2 separate regions of the Homo sapiens genome follow, and region 1 is linked to region 2. Evidence: chromatin contacts called from ENCODE Hi-C or POLR2A ChIA-PET data. All regions are on one chromosome and are shown on one strand. Each heading gives the region's core, a stretch centred on a gene start or an enhancer-like site at or near the end of the contact. The rest is flanking DNA. Distances are from core to core; before and after follow the strand shown.

Region 1 (5,121 bases), core at 901-3,400, 130 kb before region 2:
TAGGGACGGGAGCATGGGCATCGTGTTGAGGTTCATCTACAATGAAGGTAGCAGTTCTCATCCCAGCTTCTCATCGTCCACCTTTCTTTTCTGACACTTAGGACGTGAAGAAAGCCCCATACCTGTGATGCTCAAGGCTAGTTCAATGAAAGCTCTTAAAAAGCCGTGCAATGAAATCTGTCTAAAAAGGTCTTTGTCAGTCTCCAGGGGCCAATTGCTAATGCAGCTAATACACGTTTGATCTATACAGATGATTTTTCCTTTGTCCTCAAGGGAATCTCTACAAACACTTTGGGTTTACATGGTGCCAAGCCCAAGTCGTCTGTCGGAAAATAAATAGCATTTTAACACATTCAAGCATCAGTCCCCAGGATGAAAAGTAGCACGTAGGCTCTTCTCTGAGTTTTCTAGCTGGGCTATAGGACATAATGAAAACCTCATTTTTAGAACATTTCTTTTCCTGGTGACGTTTCACTCAGAGGCACTGCATTCTGAAGGGGGAAAGGCACAAAGTAGACACTCCGATTCAAAAAAAAAAAAAAAAGAAAAAGAAAAGAAAAAGAAAGAAAAGCAATAAGCAAAAAAGGATAAAATTTTATCTAGGACAGTATTTCCAAATGCATATATGGGTGCCATGTACCAATCTGTGTGGTGTAAGTATGCAAGATATCCTTAAGAGGCACATGGTTGAAGTATTTTATTTAAAAAAAAAAGTTTTAATATTTATTTATTGTAATATATTTTAGGAAATATATATTACATACATATATATAGATATCTATATAAATGTAGTTATGTACAGCTAGCACATCCAAGCTGTGATTTTATGGATATTATTAACTAAGATGAAACGAAAGTCAGAAACAATAAGTCAAGTTGCAGAAAAAAAGTAAAGGAAAGAATTGAAGACTAGATGAAACTGCAGCTCCAGCAGCTCCAATCAGGAAGGGTTGGCTAGAACAAATACCCAGAATGTGTGAGGAAACGGCTAATGTGGGAAATGCCGATGGAGAGAAATTCCTCATGTGTTAATAGAGGAGGCAGAGCCAGCTCTGCCTTGGTCAGTGGGGATGAGTGTGAATCTACTTTTCCTGGAATGTCTGTCTCCCTACAGAGACGTCAACCACAGCAGAATTCCTGTGGCTCTGACACACAGTTCTCTGTTGTGTGAAGTTTTGTTTTCTTTGTGGTTTTAAGCAGAAAATCACACATGTTCATGCTGCCTCAATCTGACATGTCGTATTAACCCTTTTCATGTGACTTTCATAAGGCAGGATATTGCAGGCCATTCAGGAGATGTGCCTTTCAGAGAAGGATTCACCTCAAAAGAGTGGACGCTGCACTGGACTTAAGTGAAAGGGGAGAGTTTGTAACGATCCCATAATATATCTGAGCCCATGGGAGAAAGATGATAGCAGCTCCTAGCTACCAAGTCTTCAGTATCTTCCAGGCATGACATATTAAATCTAACCCCCAGATGAGCTAAGTGAACCAAGCACCATTATTCTCATCATTGTATCGTTGTATTTATGGGGAGGCTAAAATGGGAGACTTACACAGCTAGGAAGAGATTCAAATACAATTGTGTCTGACCAAGAGGTTGGATTTCTTCACAAGTTACAATAAGAGGCCATGCTTTGGCTGTGAACACTTCTGGGGAATGGCTTCTCCTATAGTTTTGGTTCTATCCACAACAGAACCTATGTAAATCCTACAAAGCCTTCCTTAGAATAATGCCCACAGTGACTGTCCTCCCTAGCAATAGGACATCACAGAACAAGAAAACATTGACTGTGATCTTTTTTCTTGGAAAAGGGTGGGAGAGTCAGGGGGATGGTTCATGTGGGAGAATGAGAGGGAAAATAAAATAATGGATCCATATAGATGAGAGGGATGCTAATGTATACACTGGGATTCTCTTCCCAGGTCCATAGTGAGCCCCTACATGACACTGAGAAGATCTCTTCTTTCCCCTGACCTTTTTTTGTTCCCTCCATAGTATGAGGGGTTTGACCTAAAGGATCACTTAAGTCCCATTATGATCCTTTGTGTGTGTGTGTGTGTGTGTGTGTGTGTGTGTGTGTGTTTCTCCTCTGATGTAGAATAACTCAGAAAGAGAGAGTTGCCCTGGAGAGTGGTTGCTAAAACAACAGGGAAACAATAGAGAAACCTTACCTTCACTGGTGACTCAGTCAAGAAAAAACAATAGAGCCACATTATCAATCATGAAGGATCCCAAGAAGTATGCAGAAGACACCTGTTTCCGGAACAGAAGGGAGGGGAAGGTGTGGGGAACATGGAGCCACATTCTACTCCCTTCCTGTATTCCCTTTGATCTCTCTACCTGCTTCTTTCTTGGCCAACCACAACTTAGAATCAACCAAGTTTTTGAATTAGCTTGTATAGACAAGAAACATGCTATGAGCCCTCCTTCTAAAGACCTTACCTTTAACTTCAGGAAACAAGATGACTGCTTTCTCTTGCTTCATTTACAAAAGTTATTCAGATGAGGATTATACAGTTTCTGAATCTTCTCTGCCACTTTAATTTTCTAAGCCACCAATTTAAAGATAGCCTTAAACAACTGTTCTGCCCCTGTGGAAACAGGAAGTGGATGCCTCAGGCAGTTCCTCGGGTTGCTGTGTTGGAAGGAGTGATAGTTTCTCAATTCTGCCGCCAGTGAGACACAACTTCACCTCAGCAGTGTGTATTTAGAGACATTCATCATTAGAAATTGAGTGAGAACTTCCATATGGAAAAAAAAATCCTAGAATTTAAAGACCACCACAAGTGCCTACGTATTATTTAGAGACAAAGAAAGACCTGTGTTTTATAACAAGCATTCTTAACCCCACACATTGTAAAAGTACAAATGGCCCAGCAAAGTCAGAATGACCCGGGTGAAGTACACCTTGTAAGGCAAGAAATGTTCAACTTATTGCTGGCTCTACCATTAGTATGTACCATGGAAGTACATACTAAATAAGGGAAAAATAAGAGAAATGCTAACTTAATGAAGCACAATCATGACTCGTATTAGAAAGTGATTAGCTGAGATCTGTGCAGTGAATAAAACAGGGCCTTGTTACAACTTGATTTGGTTGATGTGTTTCAGAAGGACTCGTAATTCATGTTCCAACTGGAGAAATAGCTTCAGCGAATGATGCAACATATCATATTTTTGTTCAGGTGTTTTGACAGGAAGCAAACGATAGAGTTGTTTGGAACTCTAATTGAGAAAAGGATCTTAATGATGTTCACTCAGTCCAGCATCAGGATATAGTGTGCTGATATTTCTTAGAGGAGAAAATGTTGTAGAATCTGCTTCTTCTGAAGACTTATAATTTTGATAAGCCTTTGTTTATGTAAGCAAGAAGTGTGATTAGTACTTCAAATAACTGCATGTTCAAGATATCTTTTATTTGTTTATACAGAAAAGGGTGCAATTATCTATTTAACTATATCATTAGAGAAAAATATATGGAAAAAACTTCTGTATTCTTCAAAGATATTAATAACTTATATGTGTGATGCCATCTTATGAAAAGACAGCCTTTATAAAATATGAAGAGTTTGAAGTATTGCTTTTCTTACTCAAAAGATTTAGAAGTGGCCATCAAAACCATTAGATAGTTAGATGGCTTAACAAACTGTGAAAAGTAGAACCTTTTCTCTACAAAGTAGGACCTTAAAATCAAAATTTAAAGCAATCACTATCTGAAAAAAAAATATGTTCAGTAAAAAGTTAAATATGGGTCATGTAAGCTCAGTATTAACGTAGAGAGGCTGGATTGAACTGAAACCAATTTGTCGGATAGTGAGATGAAACGCTGGCTATGAGTTCCACTGGTTTTACCTTCAGCCTTGTGGGGGAATGGTGGGGACATTTGATAGGAAGTCAGTCTTGTGTGTTCCAGCCCAGCTCTGCTGGGGGCATGAATTTGAGCAAAGTCCCTTCATTTGTCCTGTCACCTTTGCCCTCCTTCAGGAAATGCCAGTTTTGCATTAGATTGGAAGTTCTCAGCCTCTCTTCCCTGTAACTTGGGAGACGGGATGTATAGATAAGAAGGATGAAGATTCTAGAGGGTGCGGCTCATGGTCACTTTCTTCCCCCCATCTCCTAAACAGCAGCCCTGTTTTGGGTATCAAAAATCTGAAATAGTGTTACTTTACAGTTAAATCAACAGAAAGGTGTTCAGTTGATGTTGAAAACTATGGAATCTCCTTTTTAAAAAGGTAACTTTCATGATCCTCCTCTTAATGTTCTCAGTTTTTATACTCTTGTTTAGTTTTTATTGACATCTCTGTCATGGGGCAGCTCATCTAGACAAGTTTATTGAAGGCAAATGACAGTGATGACTACGGTGCTTTGCACACAGATTGTCAATAACAATCTGGTTGTTTGGGGAGCACTTAGAGATGTGGTTCATGCATGTGTGAACCTCGTCAGTGTAAGTTTTGTGCCATTTAACTGATAACATTTTGAAAATTTATAATAGCTGAGGGTTGTTATAAGCTCATAAGATGCTAAGCACAGAGCTAACTAAGTACTTTACATTTCTTACTGAATCCTCGAAAATAATATGATCTCATTACCCATAGTTTCCAGATGAGGAAACTGAGTCTCAAGGAGGATGAACAACTTTCCCAAGGCCACGGGGTCAGCATATGACTGGCAGACCCTTAGGCCTTCCCACATCACAGCACTCAGGGCAGTGAGGGTGTCCCAAGGGATCTTTGCTGAGACTTTTAGCCTGAGGTCAGCTTCTGAGTTGATTATGACTTAGTTATTGGAAAAAGATATAATTTTCTTCAATAATCTGCATCCCAAGGAACAGTCTCTGTTCTCATCGCTCCAGTTAGTTGCTTTTAAACCCTATTCAAAAAATTACAACGCGGGTTGAATTCCTTAGTGGGGAGGATGAGAGGAACCGCTTCAAGCTGAGAGCACAGTTGTTTCCAGATGTGGCCAGGGCCTCCTTAAAGGTTAGTGGGCTGGATAACCCAGCATTCTGGGCCTAGGGAACCAACACACTCACGTGACATCATCCCACAGGGCAATCTGTATCCTTTACTTTTTGCCATTCATCCAGTTTTTGGGTAGCTGGGTTGTATCATTGT
Region 2 (5,478 bases), core at 2,332-4,831:
ACACGTGCCTGTAATCCCAGCTACTCGGGAGGCTGAGGCAGGAGAATCGCATGAACCTGGGAGGCAGAGGTTGCAGTAAGCCAAGATGGCGCCACTGCACTCCAGCCTGGGTGACAGAGTGAGACTCCCATCTCAAAAAAAGTAAATAAATAAATAATAATTAGCCTATTCAGGTGAAAATAAATGCTGACATTTCCTGAGGGCCTTCTATGTGTGATGCATTTTCTGAGCACTTTAAACGTAGTATCTCATTTAACTCTCTTTACCAATTAGGAATTGTTATTAACCACCTTTTACAGATGAGGATACAGAGGTTAAGCACCTCAGAACTTTGGTGGTCTAACTTCAGAAGTCCTCCAGGCAAAACTGGAGAGATCAATGTTTTCAAGACTGAAAAGGCCCTAGAAATGGCCTCCTGAACCCTTGCTAGAAAGAAACCTTTCTTCTAGTGGAGCACACCGGGACCCAGTGATTCTTATGGCAATGCCTCTTCCTCCCACTGCAAAACTGAGGGCTGATAACACACTGGCCTCCTGGTGGTCCCAGTTTTTTTCTAAAAGTTAGTGGCATCCTGGGGATCTTCAAGGTGAGGGTGAGAGGTTTCTCCTCTAAGCCTGCTCAGCAGCGGGGTACTTCTACTCATCATTCATGCAACATCATAAGAAAGGTCTTGAGCACTGTGAGAGGTCTGATTTATTTTAATTGGGAGGTAAAGACAACTCCAAGACAACTTTGAAAGAAACCAGTAAACAATTACCAGCAAAATCCAGAGAGTGCTCTCTCTGACAGTAGTTGAGCCATGTAGTCTTAGGCAGTGGATGTTTCTCCAGATATTTGATTATCTTGGGTAATTACTTGTGTGGGTGCGTACGTGTGTGTATGTGTGTGCATTCTAAAGGCAAAAAGGGGGTTCTGAAAATATCTCCAGCGATATGTCTTTACATCCCATGACATCAGCTGTTACTTGACGTGACACCAGATGCAGTTCAAGGTCTGACATTCAGCTGGCTTCTGTTTATATAGTATGGAGAAACTTTTGTTCCCTTGCCCTATAAGGCATGTACCAGGAGAGATTTTGGGAAAAGTTCACCCAGATAGTAAATAATTCTGCTGAGCTTTGAAGTGAAAATGCTCCAGGAACCTTTATCCCATCCTTGCCATTTAACTGGTATGCTTCGGCCACTCTTGGTATTAATGAATGGTGTAGATCAGAGTTTGTTTCCATTATTCTGTTCATCAGAGGCACAATCTCAAATCAAAATTATATTTTATCTTTGTTTTGATCTTTCTATGTTTGGGGGAAAGCACTGTAAACATCTCAAAGAGAGAGAGAAAAAAAGAATGAAATACACCCCCAGGAAATTCTAGTTAAAGACCTAAAGAATGGCATCTCAGTGGAAAAGAATTCCACTGTGAGGTTTGGCTTTTTTAAAAAAATAGCCTGGTCTTTGAAAAACATATTATCTTTCATGGGTAGGGAAATATCCAAATTTTGCCCAGCCTATTTTACAATAAGACCTTGAAAAGCTATGTGATGAGCTGGAATGAGAGGAGTTTAAATTTTTGATGCAATTCTCTGCCTGGGAAAGTGATAATGCTGCTCACATAACAGAAAGAGTATTTTCTGCTACAGCACAACAATCAACATAACGTCTGGGCATATTAATAATTTCACTCCTAAACTTCTCGACAGGGAGTGCATGGGTCTTAATAGTATTGTCAAGATCCTTAGGGCAATTGAAAAACCCAAAATCATTACTTTCTACTGATAGGCTTTCCTCTCCCAGAGGAGGCCAAAATACCTAGGGTAATGTAGATTTACTGAAATGCTCAGATAGGCACTGCTCAGACGTAACTGTGTAATAAAATCTTCTCTTTAGAAGGGTCCTTCTCAGATATTTCAAGTGGTCTTTTTTATTTTGTCTTTGTCACTTGGAAAGTAGCTAATGGAGATGACGCTGATCTCAAGTAATACTTTCCTGATGATTTAGGAAGGCAAAGAATGAGTATAGGGGCAATGGTCAAATGATGTGGCACCTACGATTAAAATCCCTTTCTGACCCTTCATGTGTGAGAACGTGCCCTATTGGGGCGGGATGGTCCCAAATTCACAATAGCTATTAAGCTCTTAACCCAAGGGCAGCTACTGACTTGGCACCCAGTTCGAGTCCCCTTATCCTTTCTTGTTTCCCCTCCCACAAATGTCCCTGCCTGTGCCTGGCTAGGTGATTACAGCCATGCCTGAACCGCTAGAACAAATTCCCAGCTCGCCCTCAGACATTCACATGTGCAACTCGTTCTCAAATGCCATCACCTAACAATCTCCATCTGAAGAATATCAGCAGCTGCAGGGTCTCAGCCAAAAAAAAAAAAAAGGCCTGCAGGGGACCTGCTTCAGGTTGCCAGGGGAAGATCTTTTTAAGTGCTAGGCAGTGTGCCCCGTTTGAGATTGAACTTTGACTGGCTCTGATGGAGCTCTGCAACAGACAGATGTCGTGGTTATAATAAACAGAGGGAATTGCCATTTCCATGAAATGTCCAGGATTGGCACATCCATAGGAACAGAGAGTAGATTAACATTTGCCAGAGGCTATGGGAGGGAGGAAGGGACTGGGCCGTGACTGCTGATGGGTATGTTGTATCCTTTGAGGGTGATGAAAATGTTCTAAAATTAGATAGTGGTGATAGTTGCATATCTTGGTGAATATACTAAAGTAACACTGAAATGTATACTTTTAAAAGCTGAATTGTATGATATCTCAGTAAAACTGTTATTTTAAAAAAGCAGAAGAGGTGATCAGGCAGCAAGTGCCAGGAAAAACAACCAAAAAACAAACAAAGACGGAGGAGTTTGAAGTCACCTTCCCTCTGTGTCTAGCCATCTCCCTGTTAAAGGAGCCCTAGAGGTAACAGAAATGAGGGAATTAAGTGGGAGGGCATCATTGATTCCAGCAATCAACTAGAATGCTCTAGGGATAGAGGCAGAAATCTACTCTGATCCCTGTCCTCTGAGACTCTAAATATAACTCCCAGGGACATGATTTGTTCATTCATTCATTCATTCATCACCACTAGTTTTATACCAGGCACTGTAGCCTTATGCTGGGATATACAGACAAGTGAGACAGACTGTTTTTAATGGAGGCACTCATGATCTAGTGGAGAGCACAGGAGAGTCCAAAAATAATATAAAACCATGTGCTGAGCGTTACAAAAGAAATATAAGCAGTGGGCAAATCAAGCACCCGGGGGGGGCACAGATACGTTACAGTTAAATACAAAATTTAAGGAGAGAGAATTATGTTACTTAACCTCCCCACACCTCAGTCTCCTCATCTTTAAAGGGGAGAGCAATATCTTCTTTAAAGTGCTTTAAAGGTTATTGTAAGTTTTAAATAAGATGAAATATGTAGAGTGCTTATCACACAGTTGGTGCTTACTAAATGGGAGCTATTGGACTTAGGTGATCTAAGATGTCCCTGCCGACCCTAGTCCTTTACGAACGTAGGCAGAGCGGAGGAAAACTTTGAATTCTGAGCCTGCAAATGATTGCTCCTTGTGACTGTAATTCCCGTGTTCCGCTATGCAGTGTTGATCTGTGCGTCATTGCGAATGCATTCGGAATGTTTTTCTCTGAGGTCATATATTTTGTGTAAGAAAGAGAGCTATAAATCATTCCTTACAGGCAAGCACAGCCCTTTCTTTCTCTGCCCTCTGTTCAGGCTGAGCGGGGTGCTTCCTTCAAGGACAGCCCCCTGATACAGGCCTGTGCAACCCAGGCCAGAGGCACTGGCTAGAGCTGGAGCCAGCGGCTGGGGAGATGAGGAGGAGGCTACAACTTGACTCACTCCTTCATCCCCCTTCTTGTTTCTCCTCCACTCTGAAATGTGGAAAAGCTGCAGCTGCAGCTTGCGACAGCAGTGACCAGATCCAAGAAAGACTGCAGACAGGCCACCTGCCCTGTGAAGCCAGCCATACCATATGTGTGTCAATAACAAAAAATGCAAGTCCATTCTTTAGGAGATAAGTCATTCTGTAGGTGTTAAGACAGAAGGAGGAAGCAAGGTCATTGTCCCACATGCCCAGTACTTAGAGACAAATAAGGAAATCTCTTCAAATATGGGAGGAGGCTGGATTTGGACCTATTCCTTCCATCCCTGGGCTCTTGGCAAAGTACCTCAGGTCAGAGCAGGACAGGACAAGCTGGGATGGAGTGTGCCCTTGGTTCTGCCCCTGACAGGCCTAATTGCTGCTCATTCCTCATGCTGCCCCTCACGCCGCTGGTTAGGGAGCCAGGGATGCAGCACAGTGAAGGAAGTTTGGGGAGGGCCTTTGGGAAGGCATAGAAAGAGATTGCACTGCAGTTTGGCTGTTCTGGCCTATTTCTCCTGATTCAAGCAGCATCCGTGAGGTGGTGCAGAGCTTTGAGGTGGGCGATTCCCTCCAGTTTCTCACAAGATTGGATTCTGCCATTTAAGCAAATGTGCAAAGAAATGAGTCCAGGCTGTTTTCCTCTGTATTTGCTAGGCATATATCAGCCAGGGCAGGGGACCTGTTTCCTCCCTGTGTGCCTGTGTTCTGGTTTTGGGTTCCTTTGCATACAGCTGGGAGGGGAAGAGACCTGGGATCGTGTGCCAGCTCTACCACTTACTAAGCTATATGACATCTGGTGCATTACTTAACCTCTCTGAACCTCACTTACTGGATCTGTGAAATGGGCATGATAAGTGACCTGTCTCCTAGGAGTAAGTGGGAATATATTGAAATGATTTATGTACAACACTTGGCACAGTACCCGACACACAGGGAGAACTTAACTCATGGCAGCCATGGACAATATTATTGTTTTGTTATCATCAGCATCAATTGTTTTGCTTATGGAAATGGAGCAGTTCTGAATCCCGTTTTATTTTTGTGGGCTCTTACAGAGACACTCTTGAGACTATCTGTTAATAGCTCCTGGCCACGTCACTTAGTCACTCTGCCCTCCTGCTGGCCAAATTTGAAGGTGGAGGGGTCAGAGATTGATGATTTTGCAGCCAAATGCAGCCGCATGTTCATTGAATATCCCCCTCCAAGAACTGCCATTTCAAAGGACTTGGAAAAGTTGGGCCCACAGTGCCCTAGGAGGTACTAATCATTTTCCTCAGAGTCATAGTTGCTATAGCTGCCATTGCTATTATCAGAATGATTAATTATATCAAATAGTAATAATCATAATAATATGTGTTAATAGCTTGCTATGTACCATGAATTGTGCTAGGCTCCTTAAAAATATATTTCCATTTGACTCTCCTAACAATCATGTATGAGAAGTAAGATTACTATATCCATTTTACAAGTGAACGACTCAGAAAGAAAAATATGTCACTTTCCAGTGTCCACACATCTGGTCAGTGGCCAAGCAGGGATTCAAGCCAACCACTAGCCTGAACATCTGCAACAGACTCTGTCCTCCTTGGATCTAACCAGACACTG

The links. Hi-C counts contacts between places; a loop is a spot of excess contacts on that map. ChIA-PET counts read pairs that join two places held with the same protein, here RNA polymerase II (POLR2A). Pooled maps may share reads with other maps.
Region 1: a loop to region 2 is called in a map of mammary epithelial cell, with 5 times the contacts of the local background. The contact joins two enhancer-like sites. A Hi-C loop is called at or near these places in 4 of 168 maps with a recorded cell type or tissue (chondrocyte, mammary epithelial cell and prostate gland) and 1 of 50 pooled maps. POLR2A ChIA-PET finds 5 or more read pairs at or near these places in 1 of 52 experiments (Panc1).

Annotation. Positions count from the first base shown.
Region 1 is chr5:167,813,926-167,819,046 of GRCh38, forward strand. All of the region lies in intron 4 of TENM2 (teneurin transmembrane protein 2), which reads left to right. Among named protein-coding and RNA genes, the nearest start is that of TENM2-AS3, 140 kb to the right of the region's middle. Within about 2 kb of position 2,151, at least 3 of the 41 ENCODE cell types and tissues checked have a DNase peak (open chromatin) inside an H3K27ac peak, as active enhancers do; they include mammary epithelial cell, where a contact is called at or near this core.
Region 2 is chr5:167,942,075-167,947,552 of GRCh38, forward strand. The region is part of intron 5 of TENM2 (teneurin transmembrane protein 2); the gene reads left to right. All of the region lies in intron 2 of TENM2-AS3 (TENM2 antisense RNA 3), which reads right to left. Among named protein-coding and RNA genes, the nearest start is that of TENM2-AS3, 8.8 kb to the right of the region's middle. RefSeq lists an enhancer at 3,696-4,197. Within about 2 kb of position 3,582, at least 10 of the 41 ENCODE cell types and tissues checked have a DNase peak (open chromatin) inside an H3K27ac peak, as active enhancers do; they include mammary epithelial cell, where a contact is called at or near this core.